Regions from separate parts of the Homo sapiens genome. Here region 2 is linked to region 1. The links are chromatin loops, found by intact Hi-C in ENCODE. Cell type or tissue: heart right ventricle. All regions are shown on one strand. Each heading gives the region's core, and the rest is flanking DNA. Links, peaks and the distances in the headings are about the cores only.

Region 1 (9,411 bases), core at 1,991-6,990:
CACGTAAACTGCAAATTCTGTGTATGTGTGATCACACCACTCTCCCCCAGTCTCCAGTTCTTAACCTAATATTTGTTAACACACACAAATTCTTTCCAGAACAAGTTCTCTGATGTACATTCAGGGAGCAGATGCTGTTGAAATGTTATCAAGTTACAGATGCACAAAATATTCTTGCTGAATGTGTTTGGTAATATAGCTCTGAAATATCACTTCAGTCCCTGCCTTCTGCCGGCCCAAACTTCACTCTCTGGGGAACCATCCAGAAAAGTAATGCTAAGAGTTACTAAATTCACTCCTCCGATCAGCTGTTTTCAAAATGGTAGAACAAGCTTTCAACAAATTCAGCATAGGTTTCTCTCTTGTTGAAGAAGGTATGAGCTTCAAAGACACTTTATTATCTGAAACTTCATGATAGAGGTAAAACTAAAGGAACAGCTATTGAAATGTGATCCAGAAAACAAAACAAATGCAAGAAAGAGATTGTATCTTATATGATTCAACAGGAGAAATTTTTCTCTCTTCTACCTCCCCTAGAGAGGTTCTTTTCATGCTTCCTTTTCTTCCTATCCCTTTTCTCCTCTCTTTCCTATTGTGGCCCTCTCCTCATCTTCAATCATGCATCTCCCTCTTTCTTCCTGCTCTGTGATAACTAACATTTATTTCAGTACATCTCTTTGTAAAGAGCTTCACTCATACATTATGTCCTTTCATTCACATCACTGCAGTCTTAGAACAGCCATTGCTATCATTTCATTTGAACACAGTGAACTGGAAACAGGCTAGCAGAACTGTTTCCAAGTCAGGCTGCCTTATTTCAAAGCCTGTGCCCTCTTCCAATACCATGCTATCTCAAGAAATTCTTTCCTTCCTTCCTCATAAATCTCTTTTCTCCTTTTTCTCTTCTTTCTCCTCCTTCAGCGTCCCTTCCTCATTTCCTGCTCCTCTTTCACTACCACAACAAACCATCTTATGCTCCATCCCCATTCCCATCTGAACACTGCTCCTTCCAGAAACCTCCTTTATTCTCAGATGGGTCTGAGTTAGGGGCTTTCTTTGCTCCTCCAGGAACAGAGCCTCCAGAAAGCGTCACTAACAATCCCTGCCCCAGGCCCACCTTCTCGCTTTATCCCATTATCAAAATCTTATTCATTTATCTCTTGTATTTTTAGCCACTGTTTTCTGAATTAGCCACAGATAAAAATTGGAGGGAAGTATACGACTGGGGTATTTTTTCTGATCCCTCCTCTCTGCTTTCTTCCCCTCCCCTCTTCTCCCTTCTCTTCTCCTCTCCTATTCTCTTCTCTTCTTCTCTTCTCTTCTCTTCTTTTCTCTTCTTTTCTCTCTCTAAATCATATAGTGGTGGTGTTTAGGTTATAATTTAAACACTTCCTTACATTTGAAAAAATAACTGTGAGATATAATTTGTAATATTACTTTTCCTTTTTTTTTTTTTTTGTTTTGTTTTGTTTTGTTTTTTTGAGACAGAGTTTCGCTCTTGTTGCCCAGGCTGGAGTGCAATGGCACGATCTCGGCTCACTGCAACCTCCACCTCCCGAGTTCAAGTGATTCTCCTGCCTCAGCCTCCCGAGTAGCTGGAATTACATGCATACACCACCATGCCCGACTAACTTTTTGTATTTTTGGTAGAGACGGGGTTTCTCCATGTTGGTCAGGCTGATCTCGAACTCCCGACCTCAGGTGATCCGCCTGCCTCGGCCTCCCAAAGTGCTGAGATTACAGGCGTGAGCCACCGTGCTCAGCCCCATTATTATTAAAAGAGAATATCACAAATACTTTTCCCCTGAAATAATTCTTCTATTACAAATGTTTGGATTATTTGCTTGCCTATAAAAGACAGGATTTTCATAAAATCTTTAAGCATTGTTTTTCAACAATTTCTTTTCGGAGTTTTTATACTCACACTTCAGTGGTATCAGTTACTCCAATTACAAACTGTGAAGTTGAGGTACTAAAGAAAATAATTTTGTATTCGCTGGACTCCTCACAACTGTGAAAATTTAATTACGCTGGTGAGAAATAGTTCCTCTTGGATGACCATGAGGCTAGTGAAATGTCTTGGACTCTTAACATAAAAGAATTTTTTTTCTTTTACTACTTGGAAAACTGAAAATTTGAAAAAGTCTTTTTCTCTTTTTCCTACCAATTTAATGGGCAAAGATTTTTTTTTTTTTTTAATTTGAGTTGCAATAAGTATTTTCTGACTTTGGTTGTCCCAGGAAAACCACTATAAGGATACTCAAAGAGAACAAAATTATGGTTTGTGATACTAGGACAGTTTTCCTCTAAATCACGTTTTATTCCTGAGAAGAAACTGTAACCAGTCAAGTAACAACTAAAACTCACACACCATTAGGGCATATTCAAACTGACAACTAGGAGTTTAGAAAAAGAAAGGTTTGAGAACACCCTGGGTAACATAGTGGACCCCTGTCTCGAAAGAGAGAGAGAGAGTGAGAGAGAGAGAGAGTGAGAGAGAGAGAGAGGAAAAGAAAAGAAAGAGAGAGAGGGAGAGAGGGAAGGAGGGAGGGAGAGAGGGAGGGAGGAAAGAAGGAAGGAAGGAAGACAGAGAGGGAGGGAGGGAGGGAGGGACAAAGGAGCAGAGGAAACAGCGTCTTTGCTTTATCAGACATCTGAGCAATTCAGATATTCAGTTATTACATATAATAAAATAATGGATGCTATGACCCGATCATTAGAGCATTTCTAGATTACAAAACTACCAATAATTAAGTAGTGGTGATTTATAATCATTCTCTCTAATATTTTGTTGTAGTAGTTTGTAGCAGTTTTTGTTTGTTAATTGCTACTCATTTTTAGTTCTATAGGCCAGTATAATACATGTCCATCCATATTACATCTGCTGCTCTCTTTAAGCCCTTCCCTGGAGCACACCATCTAGTTTCCGTAGTAACTACTACAATACTATTGCTCCTGGAGTAGCAGGAAGAAAGGAAATGCGGAAGAGAATGAATAAATTGTGTAGTTCTATTAAGAACTTTCTCCGCTTCCTTACTTGCAAAGGTACTTAACTTTTCAGAGTAGCACTTCCAGCTAACTGATACCCTCTTCTCTGACCAATGTTAAGAAATCCCTCTTCTATCTTCCATGATCATGACTGTCCAAAGTGGAGCAAGATAACGTACACATTCCCATTCTTTCCATCCATCATTCATTCTTGCCGTTTGACAGTTGTGCATGGCATGTGATTGCTTCAGCCTGAAACACAAAGCTTTGTAAGTCAGCATAAAATAAACACTTTATGCACTGAATGATCCATTCAGTCTAGTTGATCTATAATTTGAGATTTTGTGTACATGTGTACCTTAAGTCATATCTCAGTAATAATGAGAACTTTTCCTATTTGGATTGATTTTCATACCTAACTCCAGAGAACACTTATTTTTGTAACTGGGAAGAGCAGGAATCCCTTACTGGGAGTGAGAAAATTGTTTGGAGAATCCTAGAGTGTTTACTACCAAGTTCGCTTTCCATATAGAAAATATCTATTTGGCTCTCTCTCCTATAGTTAAGGAGGATTTGGAAATCTGATCCAGTGCAGGGCGATGTCGGTCTGGGAAGGAAGACTGTGAGCCCTCTCTCCCTTTTTAATATGAGAATTCGAAAGCAGTGGGGAAGTGATGTTGGACCTATCACAGCATTGCTAACAGACAGCCTATTACAGTATTTAATAAAAACAGAAACAGCATGCCTATCATAGGCTAATAAATCCTACCTCCTGCACGCTTTAAAACAGTATGAAGCAGCTTTAACGGAGCTCCAGATAACTAATTTCAAGCATGGCTGTCTAGCGTGCCTGTCACTCCTATTGTCCTTCCAAACTCTTTCAGACATTTTGAGCAGGGAGTATTAAAGCTATGAGTTAGAAAGGGTTGTGACATTAATGGTCCACAAAGGCTTTAGGCACAAGAGGTAATGATGATTACCGGTGGCTATTTGGAGGACTGCACCGGATCGCTGTCATTAAAAATTAAGCGTGGCTTTTGAGGAAGATGTGACAACTACCGGAGGTAGGATTTGCATGTAAAACAAAGGAATCTGTTGCTGTTTCATGCTTTTTGTTTGTTCTGTGGCGTGAGGATCGTGAATTGCAGCCAGGTGCGGAGTGAGAAGCAGCAAGAGGAGGGAGAGGGGAGTGGGAGACGCTCTGCTTAGAGCAAAACACAGTGGACAGTATTATGTTTTATGGCAGAAATGCCTCCAGGACAAACTGGCTCCAGGCTTACAGCTTGCTGAGTGTGCATTCCACGTTGCTTTTCCTGTGGAGTAGAATGCTTAGAGGTCACGAAGGAAACACTTTGCCTCTTACCTGTGGTGCCGGCTGGGCTACTGTACTGGTAGGGTCGAGTGAAGACTTTGGTGGGTGGAAGGCATAAAGGTCCAAGAAAAATAAAGAGGAAGCTGTCCTTAAGATTTGAAACCTGTTATTTTATTTCTACAGTCAATGTGTTTTGATGGTCAGAGTCTGATTTTTCAAAGGGGAAATTGGAAGATTACGACAAATTTCCCTGACAAAGAACTATTTCCTATGTAATCCATTATAAAAGAAAATTGGGTACCTTCGTCCGTTTTGCATATTGAAAGGCTGACCCACACTGTTTGGGTTCATGGTTTTCCTAAGCAGAGTAAGAGTTTTCGACTAAAAGAAGGGGCTTTCTCTCGGTTCCTGCTCTTGCTTTTCAACAACTGCTGGGGCTGCAGATGGAAATGGTGATTAGTTAGAGGTTATGGACTTGACATTTTACCTTTCTGTTTTGTTTTGTTTTTTAAATGAACAGCATAAAAACACAATTCTCCTTCAAAGATGGGAGGGGCAGTTGGGTTCCAAAGTCCAGTCGATAATGAATAGATTTGCAGAGGAACTTATTATACTGCTTTGTACTTTATATGGGATCGGTATAGCACAATCAGAAAAGGAAATGTCAGGAAATCACAGGCTGAGATTTCTAAGGCAAAAGTACAATGATCAGAAACCAGTGTTTTCTCAACTTGATCTATGGTGCAAATTTCAGTCTTTGTCATTGCATATGACCCTCAATGTGAAGTGGCAGAAACATAGTAAGTGAATTTCTCAGTGCTGTTGTGTTGTTTCCCCAGTGGACTTCACAAACTCCGAGCTGTAAAGATGTTGCTTTATATTCTGAAAAACTCTGTATTCTGAGGCATAGATTGGTTATAACGAATGGCAGATATGTGAAATAATTATAAATTTATAAAAGAATGCAATATTCTTCAAATGCATCTAAAACTTCCATACTAATGCAGAATTAACTAGAAATAAAATTGGAAGATGATTAGAGTATGTTTGTTTTCAGCTAAATACTGCAATTAAGGATAAATAGGGCTTTTGCTCTTCTCTGATGCAGTTGAGTTTGTGTATTTGTGAGCTTCTATATATATACTGTAATCCACATACAAAGTTGAAATCATTGCCCCATAGTAGATGGCATCTATGTTACAGTTTCCTGTTTGTTTTTCCTAACAGTGTGGTGGATTTTACTGAACCAGCCGAACTCTCTTGGCTGGTCTTTACGTGACCAGACCACATGTCCACGAAATGACTGTATGGAATTCTTGGTGCATTTGATAGCTATGACATCGTTTTCTGCTTCTATGTTACCAGTGAAATGTGTGCCCTTGACCTTGTGAAGTCCCTTCTCCAGCCAACTGACCAGTCAAGAATGCATGTATAGAAAGAGAGAGCTCAAAATACACAAACAAAAATACACACATACATTTTACTTACTGTTGTTAGAGGTTTACAAATCGATATTATTTCTATTATTTTCATTAATTTCATTAAGGGTAAAAGGACTTTCACTGCCTCTGGTCTTACCGATATCTTCTGAATCTAATTGCATCAAGTATTTACTTTAGAGGCAATTCGTGCCTTGAAAGTTGTCAACAGGAGAAATTATTTTGCTATGGTTATGCTCATAACACTTTACTGATAAACTAAAATGAATTTTCACAATTTTCACAGATTGATGAGGAAAAAGTTTCCGTATTCTTGATGATATATGTGTCTGAACTGTATGCCCACAACCTGAAAAATATAGAGGAGATATGGTGCTTGTTTTTTTTTCTTTATAAGCTGTGAGGAAAGCCAAACCAAGTAATTTAGTCAAAACAATCTACTTTATATCACAAATTAATTTTATTGCCTGTTTACATTGGTAGATACCAGCCAAAACATTTTGAGATATCTTTTTCTTTCAGCTTCTTCTACATCTAGTAATAAAAAACAAACAATTCTCCAGCTATGCAAAAAGCAAGTCTGCAGTCCCCCTTGATATAAAAAATAAGCACAGCTTTAGTCAGTCTTGTTTCCTCAGTCCCCATGGGTAACACAGCCATCGTATCAGTCACCAAGACACTTAGAATCCAGAGTTGTCCTTGTTCTCTGTCTCTCTTATATACACAGACAGTCATCATCCTACTTTATTGGAAGATATTGGACCAGATATTTCTCAAACTAACACAATCTTCCCTTTGATCATCTCTCCCTCTCATCAAAATATAATTAAAAATAAAGCTTCCAAAAATATTTCTGCTATGATATCAAATAAAAAAGCAGACTGCAAGAATGTGTATATAATTTTGTTAATGCATATGTGTGTATGAAAAAAACTAGAAAAAAATGCATCAAAATTTTAACAGCAGTTATCTCAGTGAGGCGGAATTGGTGCATTTTATTCTCTTCATACATTTGCACGGTTGCATTTTTTTTCAAAGAGCATCTATTATATCAATAGTAAGAATAAGACATATCATAAAAGTTTATCTCCAGCCCCTGTTGCCATCTTTGTCTGTGATCCTGCTGCATATCATGTAGTATGTCTTCACCTCAAATTCCAAAGTCATTTGCTTGTCTAAGCACAACTGATTAAAGATGCCATTCCATTGTCAAATCCTCTTCATCCTTAGGTTTCTTGGTACTTCAAGAAAAACAGCATTATCCTTTTTCAGGGACTGACTCCTACCTCTTAACTCAGGTTTCTGAAAAAAGGGGAAAGAGAGAGAGAGAGTGTGTGTGTGCGTGTGTGTGTGTTGAGTGTGCATGTGTGCGTGTGTGTGTGATTTCTCCTTATTTTATAAACAGAGACTTTTTCAATCTCCTGCTGGTTCCTTATTATTTCCTAAACCTTTAAATATTGGAGTGTTCCATGGATCAACTATAAATTTCTTCTTTATCTATACTTAAGCCCTAAATGAGTTCAATCAAGTGTCAAGCCCTCAGAAACTTCCCGTATACAGAGCTCTCAAATTCTAATCCCTAACCTTGACTTTTCCTCTAACCTCCATACTTACATATCCAACTACCTACATAACATTTCCACTTAAATGTCTACAGGCATCTCACACAGGATATGTTCAAAATCAAAGTTCGGAATTCCACAAAATGTCCTCCTTCTATATTTTTCTCCATCTGTGTAAATGGGAACTTCACTGTTGCACTTGCTCAGAAGAAAAACCTTGGAGTCCTCTGTGATCCTCTCTTTCTTTTGCACATCACAGGAAATCCTAAGGCCTCTACCTTCAAACTGTGCCTAGCTTTAATTATTTCTTGTCATTTCCACTGCTACCACTCTGGGCAAGTCACTACCAACTCTCACATTATTACACATTTTTCACAGTTGGTCTCTTACTTCTGCCTCCCTTCTCCCACCCACACGTTCTATTCTCTACCCAACACTGGTGGTCATTTCAATATTGACGTTAAGTCCTACCTTCTGCTCAAAAGCCTCCAATGTCTTTCTGTATGACTGCAGACAGAAGCCAAGGCCTTACAGTGGCCCATGTGCCCTGGAATAATCTGGTTCCTCCCTGTACCCTTCTGCTACCATTCTTTTCCATTCCACTGCCACCACGCTGGCCTCCTGGGCTAGTGCTCAAATCCACCAAGCACTCTCAAACCTCAGAGGCTTTGACTTGCTCTGCCTGCTGCCTAAAGAATTCTTCCCCTGCATAGTCACTTGACTCAGTTCTTTACTTTTTTTCAGGTTTCTGCTGAATGTCAGAAAACTTCCCTGAAAACACCTTTCAAATCACACCCCTTTGTACACTTCTTATTCCCAGACAATGCTTTCTTTTTCTCCATAGCATACCATATTATCCCCAGGACATTACATGCTAAGATTTTATTGTCTATCTCCCTTCTCCTCAGTTGTAAACTCTATGAAAGCAGGAATTTTTATTTACTTTCTGAAGTATTCATAGCACGTAGAATAGGGTCTCTTATGTAGTAGGCACTTAATGAGCAATTGTCAAACGAATGAACAAATTATTCAATGTGGTAATTAAATGTTTTCCTTCATCAAAATCCATTAGTAGCATTAGATTCCAAGTATAAGATTTTCAACCTCAGAGTCAGAGCTCTGTGTCATAACACTCTGTTGCTTTTTCCAAAGAGCACCTTCAAGAAAGTTAAGGAAATTTATCAAGATGGTTTTCTTTCCCCTGCCTGCACAGGAGGGGGAAAAAAAATCACATCACTGATTCCAATCCATGTCAAAGCAAATAAAAATTCAATTTGTCTGAATTTGATCTTATCCAAACGATGACTTCTATTTCAAAAAGGACATTTTCACAGATCTCCTATACAAATGACTATAAATGTTGACACGTCCTATATTTTCTTTGCTCTCCCCTGGCAATGAGGAAAGGGATGGTAAAACCAAGTTGGAAGGGATGATTGGGGTCAGTATGGCTTTCTAAGTGTACAAGCCCCAGTAGCCTGTGCAGCAGTAGTAATCAGTTAATACAATCAATAATCGTACTATTCATTTACACTTTCAAAATCAGCATGGTACAATCTCATGGTCTGTTAAACAGTGACCTCTCTACCATTTATACATTTTTTCAATTAATTAAAATATAATAGAATAATCTTATTGTACAAATTGGATTTAAATAATAATGTCCAATATTTCTAGAATGTTTTATAGTGTCAAGAGGTAGTGTGATGTGAAAAGGATGCAGCATCTGAGACAAACACAAGCATTAAGACAAGATAAACTTGGTTTGAATCTCACCTTTTCTACTTCATGTTGTTAGATATGAGTTCTAAATTTCTTTTCAAAGAATTAATATCAGTATGTTCAATTCTTTGCCTTCTACTTTTAAACTTAACTTCCTCATAAAGCAACCTTTTTCGATTACCTACTACACCCTGACTCAGTCCGATCACCTGCTCATTCTCCACCCTGACTCATTCTGATTACCTGCTACCTGCTCTGCTCCGACTCCAGCCAAAGCACCCACCCTGTCATTCTCTTTAAATTAGCCAATTGGAATTAGTTTATCCTGTGCAGTCTAACCCCACCCAATAGGGGAACAACACAGCAGCAGGGGCCACGTGTGTCAGGG
Region 2 (9,411 bases), core at 2,947-7,946, 310 kb after region 1:
CCTCCTAGAGTCTCAAACACACATAGTATCTTCTAGTAACAGTTTATCTTATTCTCCACAGTGCTCCTATATACCTAAATGTGGAAAAAATTTTGAAGAATCCATGTCCCTGGTGAATGTTGTCATGGAAAACTTCAGGAAGTATCAACACTTCTCCTGCTATTCTGACCCAGAAGGAAACCAGAAGAGTGTTATCCTAACAAAACTCTACAGTTCCAACGTGCTGTTCCATTCACTCTTCTGGCCAACCTGTATGATGGCTGGGGGTGTGGCAATTGTTGCCATGGTGAAACTTACACAGTACCTCTCCCTACTATGTGAGAGGATCCAACGGATCAATAGATAAATGCAAAAATGGATAAAATAATTTTTGTTAAAGCTCAAATACTGTTTTCTTTCATTCTTCACCAAAGAACCTTAAGTTTGTAACGTGCAGTCTGTTATGAGTTCCCTAATATATTCTTATATGTAGAGCAATAATGCAAAAGCTGTTCTATATGCAAACATGATGTCTTTATTATTCAGGAGAATAAATAACTGTTTTGTGTTGGTTGGTGGTTTTCATAATCTTATTTCTGTACTGGAACTAGTACTTTCTTCTCTCATTCCGCCAAAACAGGGCTCAGTTATTCATTTGCCAAGCTTCGTGGAGGAATGTAGGTGACATCAATGTGATAAAGTCTGTGTTCTGAGTTGTCAGATCTCTTGAAGACAATATTTTTCATCACTTATTGTTTACTAAAGCTACAGCCAAAAATATTTTTTTTTCTTATTCTAAACTGAGCCCTATAGCAAGTGAAGGGACCAGATTTCCTAATTAAAGGAAGTTAGGTACTTTTCTTGTATTTTTTACCATATCACTGTAAAGAAGAGGGGAAACCCAGCCAGCTACTTTTTTTCATCACTTTTTATTCATAACTTCAGATTTGTAAAACTAATTTCCAAAATATAAGCTGTTTTCATTAGCCAGTTCTATAATATCTTCCTGTGATTTATGTAGAAAATGAACACACCCCTTTTCCATTTAAGACCCTGCTACTGTGTGAAGAGATGATACTTACAAGGAGTGTCATTACCTGTGAGCTGACTGAATGTTGGTAGGTGCTCCATTACAATCCAGGAAAGTCTGTGTTACTGATATTTGTGTGGAAATCTTTATTTCACTTCAATTTAACCATTAGATGGTAAAATTAAGATGCTACTTGTTGGTAAAAATTGGTGGACTGGTTTCAATGGGTAAATGTGTTGTGGCAAATTAATGTGTTGGAATATTGCTCTTTGTGAATTTGTGCTTAAGTCAATGAATGTGTAGTATCTCCTTCTGACAAGCATTCCCTATTGGGATTTTAAAGCTATGTGCACAGAATATTAGTCTCTTCTACATGTTTTATTTTTCTATTTATAATTCCCTTTTTTGTTGTTATATTTTATACACAGAATAGATCTTTTTTCTAACACATATTTGAACTGAATAACAGACTTAAAGAAAGCCTTTGTTCACATTGCTATTTACTTTTGTGTTTGGGGGAAAATACGAGGGATTGATTTTAAATAAAAAACATTCCATCTTTCATTTAATATCAATATCAAAAGAAGAAGACAAACATCTATCTTTCTCATCTATATTTAAGTACCTTTTTGTAATGTAGTATCAAAGTTTTTTAGGTAATGCAAAATTTTACAAATCATTTGTGGAATGAATGGTAAAACTAATCTGATGAAATGGAAAATTATTCTGCAATATTGTAATTCATAGTTTGACTTTTCATAAGCAAATAAATCCCTAGGATGTAATCAGGACTTCAAATGTGTAATTAAATTTTTTTAAAAAAAATCTATTAAATTGCAAGATTTGAATACTTCTTGCATTCTGAGCTGACAAGCCCATGGTAGTCCAAAAATTTGTATTTCAATACCTTTAAAAATATTTTGAGTGATTACAAAGAAAGTTTCTTTTTTTAACACCCAAACACATACACATAATGCTGTGACCATTTGAAAAATAGGATGAAAAACTCTTTTATTTCTACTCTACTTTAAAACATATAATTCTGAAGATACTAAAGAAATATTTGAGACTATAGAGCTGAAAATGTGCTGTCTTTAATGTTCCTTAGGCTTCCCTTCGAGTGATCCAAGGGTGAAATATATGTGAGTGAAATTATCAGATGGGTTACTTTATTTTTACTTAATTCTGAATTTTCATTAAAAATTCCCAAATAATGTTTAAGATAACAATGTAGAAATTTTTAAATAATGACACCAAAAAGAGATTAACTGCTGCCTTCTAGAATCCCAACATAGCAACAGCCCCTTCAAGAAATTTAGATATATATACAATTAATGCTCATTATTAAAAGAGAAAGATCTGGGACTAATAATGTTTTAAATGCTTTGCACATGTTAACTAATTTCATTATTTAACAACTCTGTTGGGCGAGGTATTATTATTATCTCATCCTACAGATGAGAATGTTGAAGCTCAGAGATGTTAAATAATTTCCCCAAGGCTATGCACATACTAAGATGGTGAAGAGCTAAGAAAACAGTCTGTAGTTTTCCTGCTATGGTGACCATTTCCATGACTTTGGCATCTTTTAGATAACACAGGGGGATTCTGAGGCTTGGAAAAGATTACAGGAGTGAAGAAAAAGCATTGAACTGGAAGTCAAAGACTTCATTGGAGATACGGTGACTAGATGACTTTAAAGTTCTCAATTAGTCTTTTGACTTCTTTGACTGTAAAATTAGGAGGTGAAGTCAGCTGATCATCAAGGTCCCTTTTAACACGAACATTCCATCCTAGGTATGTGGAAAGAGGAATGAATACCATTTGCTAACCTTCAGAGCACAGGTCTGATTCTCAAACAGAATCTGTATATATTAATCTATGGATTGAAAAACAGCTTTTCTATTGATATTCCTAGTAAGTCTTTCATTTTTAAGCCCTAAAGCTATATTTCCATCTGCTAGAAGCAGAGCTCTGATCTCCATATGATTCATCAAGAATGACTTCCCTAAATGGTATAAACGTCTACACTTCCAAATCACTTTCATTATCCAATTGGCACACCCCATCTAAAACTTAATTGATTTCAGATTCTCTGAGTTGCAATTGTATTAAAACCCAGGAATGGTAAATGCACCAATGATTGCTTGCAAATAGCTATAATAAATATATGATTCTGTAGAAAGCTACTGGCAAAACACTAGCTGACACTGGTAATAACAGTGTAGGCAATCATAAAATACCTCTTATGTAGACCACGTGACATGTAGAGTTCCAGCAGGCTACCGTTTCCCATTGCTGTGAATGACCATGTTGGCCATGCTGTGAATGCATGGCATTTATAAAGCAAATATTATTTTCAGAATGTCAAGCCATAAATTTCTTACCACATTTCTGTGGGTGAAACATCTTAACACTGTAATCATTCCACTGGCATTAAAAATGAGACCAGCAGGCTAGCAAAACAATATGAGTAATTGACTCAAGTGAGTTAAAACAATAATTTTAAAGCAATGGTTTGTTCTAATACAAGCATAGTTAAATTTCCTCCCTCCCCCACCAAAACACTGAAATGAACAATGGTTAAGTAAGTAAGGTAGTTCTCATTGTCCGTATAAGGAAGAAGGGATGATTAAAGGGTAGACACTGTTCCTTCTCTTCTTAACTTCTGCTCTTTTCTCTCTCCCTTGTAAAATAATTTAGTAAGAACAGTCACAGTTCTACAATAACCACTTCGATGTATGGATCATGTAGGAAAGTAGACTCAAGAAATAGTTTCAGGACTCCCCTGAAAAGTTTGTCAGCATGATATGCACAGCAGGACTGAAGAAATAACTTCTACGTTGAATCTGTTCCACCTTTCCATATTTGAAGTAACTGTAAGAAATAATACAAAGTATATAACCCTGCCTTATATTTTAAGAATGCCTTTGTAATCTACTAGATGGGTCAACAAACACACATGAAATTAAAAATAGAGAACAACAATTAGGTATCCACATGGGTGGGGATAATATTTACAAAGTATTGGTATGGGGCTTAAATGGCTTATGTATGTAAATATCAAGCATTGTATACAGCATATAACAGACATAATAGTAAATAACAGTAGCTATTATAATTAATAATAAATGTACAAGTCGTATTAGTATACCCACTAGTAGTATATAATCTCTTGGAGCTAGAATAGCTCTAAAATGTCATTTTGCCCAAAACGCACATCAACAAATTCCTTCTATAGATTTTAAGCAGGAATCATCTAGCAATAGGAATGGTTACTACCTGAATCCTGCCAGTGATAGGACAGGTCACCACTTAATGCTAACATGTTTTCCTCATAACAAGTTGAAGTCTGTCTCCCTGTAATATCTACCCACCAAATCTATACAATAAAATCAATACTCCTGCACTGACTTATTTTATTAGTGTTATTTTATTGAAATGAAGGAGGGGATGGGGAAGAGCAATTTCCATTTGTCTCAAACATAAGACCATGAAAAATAACCCATTCAGACAGAATTATGACATAAAGGGAAATTTATGAAGGTGGCACAAAGGACATCAGTTTTAAAAGATTAAGAATATATCCATTAGAACCCAAATATTCATGTATGAGTTAAACTGATGAACTAGCTAACTCCTTCTGATGTCTATGTTGGTTTTAATCCTGTACCACCTCTTAAGTATGATTCGGCCTTCTGAAAAGTAACATTGCTGAAACTCTGCATTATGTTCTAACTCAATCTGATGACAACCAGACTCAGATTACTTAAGAGCATAGCTGTGCTCCTAACAAAATATTACTACAGCTGCCATGGGTTTGTCTTGGCTAAGGCACTATGAATTCTGCAGTGCAATACCAAAGAATTGGAAGAAAATGTCAGTCTGTGAATTCCCGTTGTGACTTTGTGATAAGTGTTTCATTGAGGTGGAAAAAGAAGTCATTCTCTCAAACAATATAATCACTTAACTAGGGTTTCCAGAACTGCTTTTTTAACCTTAAAACAAATTTAATCTCCAAGCCCTTGCAAGTTGTAGTATGACTTGTTACCAGCATAGTATATGAAGAGACCACAGAGAAAGCTTCAAAGTCCTCTATACCCTCCACACAACTTCACCAACTAGCATATTAGCAATACTAAAAATTTCTTTAGGTAGCAGACACAACTTATCTTCATAAAATCCTCTCTCTCTCTCTCTCTCTCTCTCACTCAGATTTTTTCCTTCTTTTGATTGCACTTTTAATCACATACCAGCAAAGATAATCTCCAGCAACTACATGTTCACAAAATCCCTATTTCTATAGTTACAGAAGGAGAAAACCCCAGTATTAATATCAGTCCTCACAAAAGCCAGATCTCTTTGTATCTGCTGTCCACTACTGGGCCCACCAGTATGGCTCAGAGGATAGTAAACTCTTTGGGGCCAGACCTATAGCATGGCATTACATGCCCGCTTCTGTAATGATGGAGGCAGGGCATGTGATTATCTGCCACACTAAGTGGAAGTCAGATAATTCCTCAAAGGTCAACTGGTGTATGTAAAGAACAGAAGAAGGGATGCTGGGCAAGTAAGAACAGCAGATGTCCACTACTGGAAATGTGAAAAAAAAAACTCACGCCAGAGTCTTGTCCCAAAATCTTCTCCCAGATTTTGGTTGAAGGTCCCACATATATGGGAAGGAAAGCAAGTATTACTGAAAGCGTAAAAGAGCGAAAGAACCAGTGCTCAAAATTTACTTTGCAATTTTTACATGCATGAGTCACTCAGTAATCTCATACAATTTAAAAGGAGGGAAAAGCATTTCCGATTTTCACTAAGTGAAAGATGCAGGAATATTTTTATTTTAGCAGAAGACAAGAAGTTCCCTTAGAAAAAGATAGTAGGGGGCAACTGATATAATAAGAGTTTATAGGAAACAAAAACTAGTTTAAGAGAAAGGAAGGGAGTGATAATATGTGAGGAATCATTCAGAATTTTAAAACTCTAATTTAAGCAACCATTACTATTCATGAGATACTAAGGAATTTCTCTGCATTTTTCTTAAGGCTGTTGTCCCTTGCGTTGAGTAGTACCTATTTGGTCTAGCACAGATTCAATTGCCCTGTTACCTGCTTATTTTGGAGTAAATCAACTTTAAGGAGCATGAAGAAGATGAAGGAATGAATTCTCCTTCTCCCTACCTCTTAGTTTTTTTCTGACATCATAACATTTAAGAAAGTGAGTCCTCCTTGGACCATCCAGTGATATTTCTTATCACAGATAAATCAACAGAAAGCATTACTTACCCCACCTACCATCTGCAACACTGTGGTTATTTCAACACCTCATCATCCATGTGATAACCTCATGTAAGGTCTGCCCAAACCCATCAGCCTCCTCTAGTTGGACAATCATCAAATCTCAACCCTTTTACTTGCTGCATTAAAATTCTAGCAGTTTCTACCAGGCAGCTGCAAACCCTGACACTTAGTTCCTTCTCATGGTGAGCAAATAAAATAGGCCCTCCCCGTGCCTTCTGGAGCACGGCAGAAGTATCATTTTGGAACAATTGACAGTGTCTGTCTCTAACCAAAAGCATTCAGCTGCTGTAGCTAACATCTAGCAATACTGAGAAGAAAACAGGGAGTTCAGACTGGGGACTGATGTAAAATAGGTCCCTTCCTTTCTATCAGTTGTGACAGATGCAGAATTTGGTGCCAATTCTACATTTAGGTCCATCTCCAGAAAGTCATAATCAGCTGTGAAGTTTCAGCATTCCTAGAAAAAGTGAATGCTGTAAATATAGCTCAGGTATCTGCCAACAGAAATTCCAGGAGCCAGATCTAGGCTGGTCAGTCGGGGCCACTTGTTACGGATTGGTTTTCTGCTAACACTAACAGAGGCTTTCCCTTTTCCAATTCTCAATTTCTTTGAAAATGTCACACTATCTGGCTGAGTAAATAACCCTTTGAATACTAACAATCCTCAAGTTCACCTGGCAAACATCCAAGACTGTTTAGAAGATTTCACTTGGTATGTTTGAGAAGCCACATGTCCAAATTATCCAACGATGAAAATACACAACTGTCTCCTCTCTTAAGAAGGAAGTCTTTTAATAGTTGAGTAGCCTCAAAAACTCCTGGCATTAACCACCAAAATTGATTTGCAAAAATCCCATGGGGAACCGGAACAAAGGGACACTTTGCAAGACCAGGGAAAGCCAGCAAGTTACTCTACCTCTGATATCACTGTAGTCCAAGATCCCTGAAAAGCAGCCACTGGAAAATTAAAAGCTATCTTCATGTGGTCATTCTTGCCATTTTCATTTTTGTTTTATGGGAAGCAGTAAGTCAAACCCAGCCCAAACCCTTGCATTTGCAGGCATCAAAGCAAGCTAAAAGGAGGAGATTTCTCATTCAGCAAGGGACTGCAGAGCAGCCTTTATTAAGGAAGACTTACACTCCTAAGAAAAACTAGTAACGTTTTGCTGCTGCTGATGACTTGGATTGTGGAGGCAACTGGCCCTTCAAGTCTATTTCCCACTGTCACTTTATACCTCAGCCATTCCAGTCAAAGGCCATCCCCAATGTTCCAAATTTTCTCACACCTCTGGGCTTTTGCACTTACTGTTTCCTCTGTTTCAACCTTCTCTGATCTCCCTTCTCTCCACTTGGCTAACTCATACTCATCCTTTAAAGTTTAGCTCAAACCTCACCTGCACCAAGAGGTGATTCCTAACCTCCTGTGTCCCAGGCTAGCTGCCTATCTTCTATGTTTCACAAACACCCTGTTGCAGTGCCTCCAAACTCTTAGTTTACACTCTTAAAAATAATAATAATTATATATCCTACTGTATTCGTCTGTTTTCATGCTGCTAATAAGGGCATACTCGAGGCTGAGTAATTTATAAAGGAAAGAGATTTAATTGACTCAGTTCCAAATGGCTAGGGAGGCCTCACAATCATGGCAGAAAATGAAGCAAGAGCAAAGGGACATCTTACGCAGTGACAGGCAAGCGAGCTTGTGCAGGGGAACTCCCATTTACAAAAACATCAGCCCTCGTGACACTTATTCACTACCTCGAGAACAGTATGAGGGAAACCACCCCCACGATTCAATTATCTCCACTTGGCCCCACCCTTGATACGTGGGGATTATTACAATTCAAGGTGAGATTTGGGTGGGGATATATAATTATTATTTTTTAAGAATGTACACTAAGAGTCTGGAGATAAAGTAGAAAGATGTTCATAGCATGTTTCACAATAAAAGATTCTTAAGGCAAGTTTCATCTCTCCTAATAGTTTTTCCTAGGACCGGCCCCAGCCTTAGCTCTGCCAAATGGAATCTCATAACTAAGATCAGTTCTGGGAAGATTTAAAAGCATCCAAATCAGAGGAATGTGGATGAGGTGTCAAGAGACTAATGTGGGTTTTTATCACTTGCTCCCAGTTCCTTTCAGGGAGCAACCTCTGAGGAGGATTCCCATCCACTCCCCCAAATGGTGAAAGAAGGGATTTGGTCCCAGTGTTGAATCTCACCTAGCATGTCTGAAATCCCAGAAACTGCCTGTTAACATAGAGGCATGAGGCTGAGCAAGGAAGTGTCTGAGTTTAGAAAATTCAGAGTCACCCAAAAAGAAAACAAGAGGTACGGAGAGAGATGCAGATAAGCAGTAGAGAATGAATATATACATTAGAACCAGGGTTGTTAGCAACAGGGCTACATGCAAAAGTGCCAGAAACGGAACCCAAGTTCCTCTGTTTCTTTCCCCAGAAAAGAGTCAAGAAACGGGGCTCTGATTAAACACACACTCTACGTATATTCACACTTTTATGCGAGGATTTTCCAGCATTTATTTTAACTTCAGATTAAGGACCTAAACATGAGCTATCAATTCAGAAAGTGAAAATATTATTTATCCTTTACTTTCTCCAATTGCTAGCAAATCGGAAAAAGTACGACTATTACCTGATATATGGCTTAATGTTATTATACCGGAAACATTTTTATTCTCCTAAAAAGAAAAGATGACTGTAGATGACCAACATTTTCTTCATATGGTGAAACACTTTCTGCTCTCACAAAAATAATCTGAATACTCAGAAAGTCTGATGTGGTGGGAAAAGGGCCATAGTGTTTCAGAAGTCTGCACATACACACACACACACACACACACACACACATACACACACCTTCTGGAAGAAATGGCTTATTCAAGTTTTTCACCAGGCAGGCCACATCCACAGCCTAAATGAGTTGCAGCTGCTCTGTTCTAGACACATTGAAGAGGGTGAAAGTAGGGGACAGAAGTTTCAGAAACTGTCCCTTCTTATAAGTAAGTCATGATTGATTACTATCATAATTAAAATATAGAATAAGAAAACTCTGATGTTCAAAGAAAAGGATCAGGATAGTGA

The links. Hi-C counts contacts between places; a loop is a spot of excess contacts. Peaks named below come from ENCODE experiments on the same cell type or tissue, not always from the same donor. Only the 100,000 strongest peaks of a DNase experiment are listed, where the experiment ranks them.
Region 2: it touches region 1 in a loop (4-fold over the local background); 1 of 110 quality-filtered maps calls a loop at or near these places.

The regions. Positions count from the first base shown.
Region 1 is chr3:178,532,660-178,542,070 of GRCh38, forward strand. It overlaps KCNMB2 (potassium calcium-activated channel subfamily M regulatory beta subunit 2), which reads left to right and starts at 3,777. Exons shown (of 5, transcript NM_181361.3): 1 at 3,777-4,052. All of the region lies in intron 5 of KCNMB2-AS1 (KCNMB2 antisense RNA 1), which reads right to left. RefSeq lists an enhancer at 4,338-4,407. In heart right ventricle, for the core only: no CTCF peak of the experiment used is centred there; no DNase peak of the experiment used is centred there; H3K4me3 peaks cover 3,277 bases; H3K27ac peaks cover 2,578 bases.
Region 2 is chr3:178,842,592-178,852,002 of GRCh38, forward strand. All of the region lies in intron 2 of KCNMB2-AS1 (KCNMB2 antisense RNA 1), which reads right to left. It overlaps KCNMB2 (potassium calcium-activated channel subfamily M regulatory beta subunit 2), which reads left to right. Exons shown (of 5, transcript NM_181361.3): 5 at 62-1,838. The coding sequence ends at 346. Among named protein-coding and RNA genes, the nearest start is that of KCNMB2-AS1, 13 kb to the right of the region's middle. In heart right ventricle, for the core only: no CTCF peak of the experiment used is centred there; no DNase peak of the experiment used is centred there; H3K27ac peaks cover 3,337 bases.